Linked DNA regions of Homo sapiens: region 1 is linked to region 2. Evidence: chromatin loops called from intact Hi-C (ENCODE). Cell type or tissue: PC-9. All regions are shown on one strand. Links, peaks and the distances in the headings refer to the core of each region. The heading gives the core; the rest is flanking DNA.

Region 1 (2,901 bases), core at 107-2,606, 460 kb after region 2:
AGCAGGGACCAGCCCGGGTCACAGGAGCATAGGGAGTCTACTGCCTTCCCCTTGGGTACTCTTTTCCATCTCTCAAGGCCCGGGGTTGTGCCTCTGGGAGGTGGGCCCCATCCTGTTAGTGGCAGAGCGGCTTTGCTGGGAAGTCCTCCTAGGAGTCAGACTTTCATCTGAGGCTCCAGGGCCATGGGATGGTGTAGAAATTTATCTCCTTCTGCTGGTCCTTGTACCTGCCTCGTGCCATCTCTAGTCAGAATTGCTGGGCAGCTCTTGCCTCCTTGGGGCCACGGTCTCCCCATCTGTGCAACTGGACAGGGACCTAGGGGCCCCGCGTGGGGTCTGTGTTCATGGGTGTCCAGTGTGTAGCGGTGGGTTCACATCTATGTGGACACACAAGTGGGCCCTGGTAAGTGAGCTGCAGCCTACGGGCCTGCCCACACCAGGACAGGGTCCCCAGGACCTGCTGCGCGGCAACATTTGACCTACTTCTAAGGCTCTGGGTCTGGCCCAGGCCGTGTTCTCGACTCCTCCGGGAAGTGTGGGCCTGCGTCCCAGCCCAGAGGCTGTGGGCCAGGAGGGGCGGGACCGGCAGGCCAGGGCGGGCCATGGCTGCCTGCGGAGACTGCGGCCCAGGGGACAAGGGCACGTGGGGAGCCCGACCCTGTTTCCCTGCCTCTGGCTCTTAGGCCCAGGGGACAGCTGGCCCTTACCTCCTTCTGCCCACCCTCCACGTGGCAACCATAGTCTGAGCTCCCCAAATTGGCTCTGACAGGATGATGGACATTCTTCATGCCCTTCTGAACGCTACCAGGGAGGTCTGCCAAGCAGCTACCCCCGCTGTTGCCAAGAGTGTGACCCCCCGGTGCCCCTTCCCACTGGCCTTGTCCACACAGGGCCACGCTGATCTGGAAATCCGTCAGCCCTTGTCCTGGGTCCTGGGTCTGGGGTTTGGGTTTGCAGTCCTGGAAGTCTGGGTTTAGAGTCCTGGGGCTTGAGTCCTGGATCTGGGGTCTGGGTTTAGAATCCTGGTTCCTGTGTCTGGGGTCTGGGGTCCGGAGTCTGGGTTGAAGGTCCGGGTTTACCATCCTGGGTCTTGGAGTCTTTGGTCAGGGTTTGGGTGCCAGGATCTGGGTCTAGGTCTCCACAGTGGGGTCTAGTCCTGGAATCTGGGTTCTGGGTTCTGAGTTTGGCACTCAAATTGTGAGACCTGAGTCTGGGGTCTGAGCTTGGGGTTCCGGTTTCCTGATCTGGGGTCTGGGTTGGGATTCTGGGTTCTGGGGTTTGAGTTCAGGAACCAAAGGTCGGTTCCCATCCCTTCTGCGCCCCCTGCTGGCTGATCGTGGTCCAGTCACTGCCTGTACCACAGGGGTCACCCTCACCTCTTTAGTCTGTGAAGAGCACGCCTGAATTGGGGTGGGCATGGGGAAGTGGTGGGTGGGCTTGGAGGCAGCTGCTGGCCGCACTACTGTCCCAGAGTGCCCTCTGCACCGCCAGAGCTCCTGTCAGTCAGTTGGCAAATCTCCCCATCTCTCCGGGCCCACTCCAGGACAGGGTTTAGCAAGGGGTTCCAGTACCTCTGTGAGAGGTGGGTAAACTGAGATATTTGGAACATTTGTTCATCCAGCATTTATTGAATGCCTGTGGTGTACCAGGTCCTGGGAAAATGTAGCTGTGGAAGAGCAGAACATTCCTCCCTCCTGTGATGGCTGACATTCATAGGAAGGCGGACACACGGAAGACGCCAGGTAACAAGAGCCCAGAAGAAGGCCGGCGTGGCCGGGCTTTCCTGCCTTAGTCCACAGGCTCCTCAGAAGTCAGGGCCCATATCTTCCCCGCATTCTCCTTGGCTGGGGGAAGGGAGAGGTAAGTGGCTGCCTGAGAGGGCTCTGGGACATGGCGTGTGCCAGCCTGCAGCACACTGGGCTGCAGCTCAGACATCAGAGCTTTGGGAGCTGAAGCAGTAGGACCCAGACCCCCAGCCCTGGCTCTCCAGGCCCCCGAGGCCCTGCCCAGATCCTGCCTGCTAGGCTGACTCCTGAAGGGCACAAAGCTCAGGTTGGGATGTGGGAGAGAGAGGGAAGTGCCAGGCATGGTGTGGCCTGTTCTTACCGCCAACTGCTGCCCACCCTCCCTCCCTCCACCCCCAACTCCCTGCCCACCTTCCTGCCTCCTGTTCACCCCATGCCTTGCTCCTGGTCTCGGTGTGCCTGGGAGGGCTCTGGCTGGTCCTGAAGAGTGCCTACTGGGGGCTAGGCAGTTGTTATAGGTTTGAGGGTGGGCCTGTGGGTGAGTCCTGGGGCACTGTTGTTCCCAAGCCAGCAGGGACATGCCCAGAATCAGAGCTCAGGCAGTCACCATCCTGGCCCTAGCCTTCATCTGGGTCCTGATGAGGGAGTGAGGATGGCTCTGTGCACCCTGTCCCTGCTGCAGGACCACGTTTGCCCTGTGTGTGACAGGAGGGGCCCAAGCCACTGCCTTGACTCTGCCACACACAGGTGGAGGAAGGTGGCACTATGTGGCTCTGGCTGGCTGCATGAGCCTGCCCATCCCAGATCACAGACCTGGACACTGAGGCCCAGGATGCTCTTGTCACTGGCTTACCCCCATTTGGGCCAACGTTGGGTGGTTTCCAAGGGGTGGTAATTGTGTGAGGATGAAAGAAATGAGATGGGAGAGAGGGCCCTGTATATGTCCTCTGCTCTGGCCCTCTGCTTCCCTCATGATGAACACAAGGAAATTGGTCTTGTTGGCGGTGTCTGTGGGTGGCTGGGGCTCCCGTGTGACTTCCAGAGCCCGTTGTCCTGAGGGTCGGCAGGCCTGGGTGGTGGGGCCTCCCCGGGGCCCCTCTGTGTGGCCCTCTGGCTGTCTTCTCCTCTTGTGGTATTTCTGGCTCGTCTCCACTGA
Region 2 (2,901 bases), core at 89-2,588:
GGTTTTCCTCAAGTCGCTGGCAATCAAATCTTGAAAATGATGCACCCTCGGCTGGGCGTGGTGGCTCACGCCTGTAATCCCAGCACTTTGGGAGGCTGAGGCGGGCGGATCACAAGGTCAGGAGATCGAGACCATCCTGGCTAACATGGTGAAACCCCGTCTCTACTAAAAGTACAAAAAATTAGCCAGGCGTGGTGGCAGGCGCCTGTAGTCCCAGCTACTTGGGAGGCTGAGGCGAGAGAATGGCGTGAACACAGGAGGCGGAGCTTGCAGTGAGCCAAGATCGCGCCACTGCACTCCAGCCTGGGCAACAAGAGTGACACTCTGTCTCACAGAGCAAGGCTCCGCCTTAAAAAAAAAAAGAAAAAAAAGAAAATGATGCACCTTCAAGGGCACATACGAAGTGGGGAGCTGGGAGACACCATCACATTCTGTAGCGAGGCTCAGGGAGAATCATTCCAAGGAACAGAGACAATAATAGGAACTACTGGTGAGAAAACAGAAAGCAGGCCATGGCTCTGGAGTCTGTGGCAGGAAACAGGAGAGGTATAGGTTTAGGTCTCAGAAAGGGTCCTGAAGGGCTGAATGAAAAAATGTCAAAGATAGGCTCAAAACATCAGGTTTATGCGTAAGTACTTATTCCTAAAATGCTACTGGTGCATGCAAACCTGCACTGGCCTAAAAATGACTTTTCTTTTTTCTTTTTAGTTTTTAGAGACAGAGTCTTGCTCAGTTGCCCAAGCTGGAGTAAGGTGATTGTAACTCACTGCAGCCTTGGGCTCCTGGTTCAAGCAGTTCTCCCACCTTAGCCTCTCCAGTAGCTGGGACTATAGATGTGAGCCACTGCACTTGACTAATTAAAAAAATTTTTTTTTTGTAGAGACAGGGTCTTGCTCTGCCATACAGGCTGGTCTGGAAATCCTAACCTCAAGCAATCCTCCTGCCTTGGCCTCCCAAAATGCTGGGATTACAGCATGAACCACCTCATCTGGCCTAAAAATCACTTTTCTAAGCAACTTTTAGATAACAGTACTTTACAACATAGCCTGGATCCAGTGTTGACAGTGACAATCTCAAAAGCCCCCTAGGTGGAGCTGTTGTCCATTGGTGAAGATTCGAGGCTCGTCAACAATCCTTTCCAGGATTAATCCTACTTAGCCACAGAGTCATTTCAGCAGTGGTAAAGCCCAAGGCCTCCAAGCCTGGGGCTCTACCTTACAGAAAAAAAAAAAAAAAAAAAAAAAAAAGAAAGAAAGAAAAAGAAAAAAGGAAGTCATTTTCCAAGTTCTGTGGGAAAAAGAGGTGAACTAAGTCCAGTCTGTGTCTTAAAAAGCTCACAAACGAGCAGGAAAGATAGTGTGTGCTCCTCACATCTCCATATGCACCCTCTGGCCTGCCCCAGAAGGCATCCCACAGCAGGGACAAGGTTGGTTCCGCAGCTTTACTCTTACTACAAGGTCTTTATAAAACTGCGAACAGCACCACTTACCTCAGGATGAAACCCTTTACCCAGTGTTCAGCAGATGAGCTCCCCACTAAATCTTAGGCATCATTACCACGGTTATTTGATTAGCTGTACACACAGCAGTACTCAGTGTGATGACCATGAGCACCGTGTGGGCAGGATATGAACAGACAGCGGGTGTGGTCCATAAGCTGCTAACTGAACTGGATAGGTGGAGTGAGAATAGGGGAGGGGAGGTCAGCTCCATGAGGGGATGAGGTTCGGAGGGCAGATCTGAGTCAGGAGGAATGCTGACAGACCAGATACCTAGTGATCAGAGTAGGCTCAGGTGAAGGCTGGGTGTGTGAAGCACCATAGACACAGGGGTGCTGTTTGGGGTCCTCCTGCCTGTCTGTGGCCCAGCACTAACCCACATCCCCAAGCCTCTGCTGGTTAAAAGGCCTTTACCTTATGACTAAGAGCTCTGGCTCTTGAGGGGGAGGGAGAGCCTTCTTAACTGCTCAGGCAGAAGGTCACAGGAGACCCACGAGGCCTACTGCCAAGCACTGGAAATAGGTGGGGGTATAATCCATGGTCCCAACCATAAAAGTGCATACAATGATAGTTCCCAATGGACTAAGGAGGATAGAGAATTCCAGTAAGTGAAATTTGGGTAGGCTCTTAAATAACTGAAGTATGAAAAGGAAGGTCAAGAAATTCAAAGAGGGCTGGGAGCAGTGGCTTATGCCTGTAATCCAAGCACTTTGGGAGACCAAGGTGGGCAGAGTTTGAGACCAGCCTGGGCAACATGGCAAAACCACATCTCTACCAAAAAAATTACAAAAATTAGCCAGGTGTGGTGGCACGTGCCTGTAGTTCCAGCTACTCGGGAGGCTGAGGTGGGAGGATTGCTGGAACATGGGAGGCAGAGGTTGCAGTGAGGCGAGATCATACCACTGCACTCCAGCCTGGGTGACAGAGCAAGATCCTGTCTTGAAAAAAAAAAAGAAAAGAAAAGAAATTCAGAGAGCAAAGTACCTAAACAAAGATGGAGATGGCTATGGAACAGTAGAGGAGCACTGCACAAATCAGTTTGGTGAGAAATCAGCTAAATTAGTGGCTGGTGAGATCGGAGGGGGAGGAACAGAAGATGTACATGTCAAGCCAAGGGAAAGGGCAGGCTGGACTATGTAAATCATGTTCTGAAAAAATTCATCTCAAAGAAGTGGGCACTGCTACAAACTGATTTCAAGAAATGTAAGTGCTGCAGAATAACCTTTCCAGCTCACTCCCTTCATAAACCTATATATGGTCCCAAGAACTCAGCAAACTGGCAGAAGATTCCAGAAATGAAATAGTCATGTTCTCCACCAGGCCCACCACATCACCTCACCGTTCTCGAAGGAATGTGCAGCAGGCGTCTTTGATGCTCTGCAGCTGCAGGAAGCTCGCCCCCA

Evidence for each region. Hi-C counts contacts between places; a loop is a spot of excess contacts. Peaks named below come from ENCODE experiments on the same cell type or tissue, not always from the same donor. Only the 100,000 strongest peaks of a DNase experiment are listed, where the experiment ranks them.
Region 1: a loop joins it to region 2, with 4 times the contacts of the local background. A loop is called at or near these places in 13 of 110 quality-filtered maps.

The regions. Positions count from the first base shown.
Region 1 is chr3:46,865,349-46,868,249 of GRCh38, reverse strand. It overlaps a transcript of MYL3 not described here. Among named protein-coding and RNA genes, the nearest start is that of MYL3, 3.4 kb to the right of the region's middle. In PC-9, for the core only: CTCF peaks have their summits at 1,125 and 1,331 (motif pointing left); no DNase peak of the experiment used is centred there.
Region 2 is chr3:47,322,645-47,325,545 of GRCh38, reverse strand. It overlaps KLHL18 (kelch like family member 18), which reads right to left. Exons shown (of 10, transcript NM_025010.5): 3 at 2,838-2,901. Among named protein-coding and RNA genes, the nearest start is that of KLHL18, 41 kb to the right of the region's middle. RefSeq lists a silencer at 1,533-1,827. In PC-9, for the core only: a CTCF peak has its summit at 1,060 (motif pointing right); DNase peaks (open chromatin) are centred at 1,135 and 1,715; H3K27ac peaks cover 1,320 bases.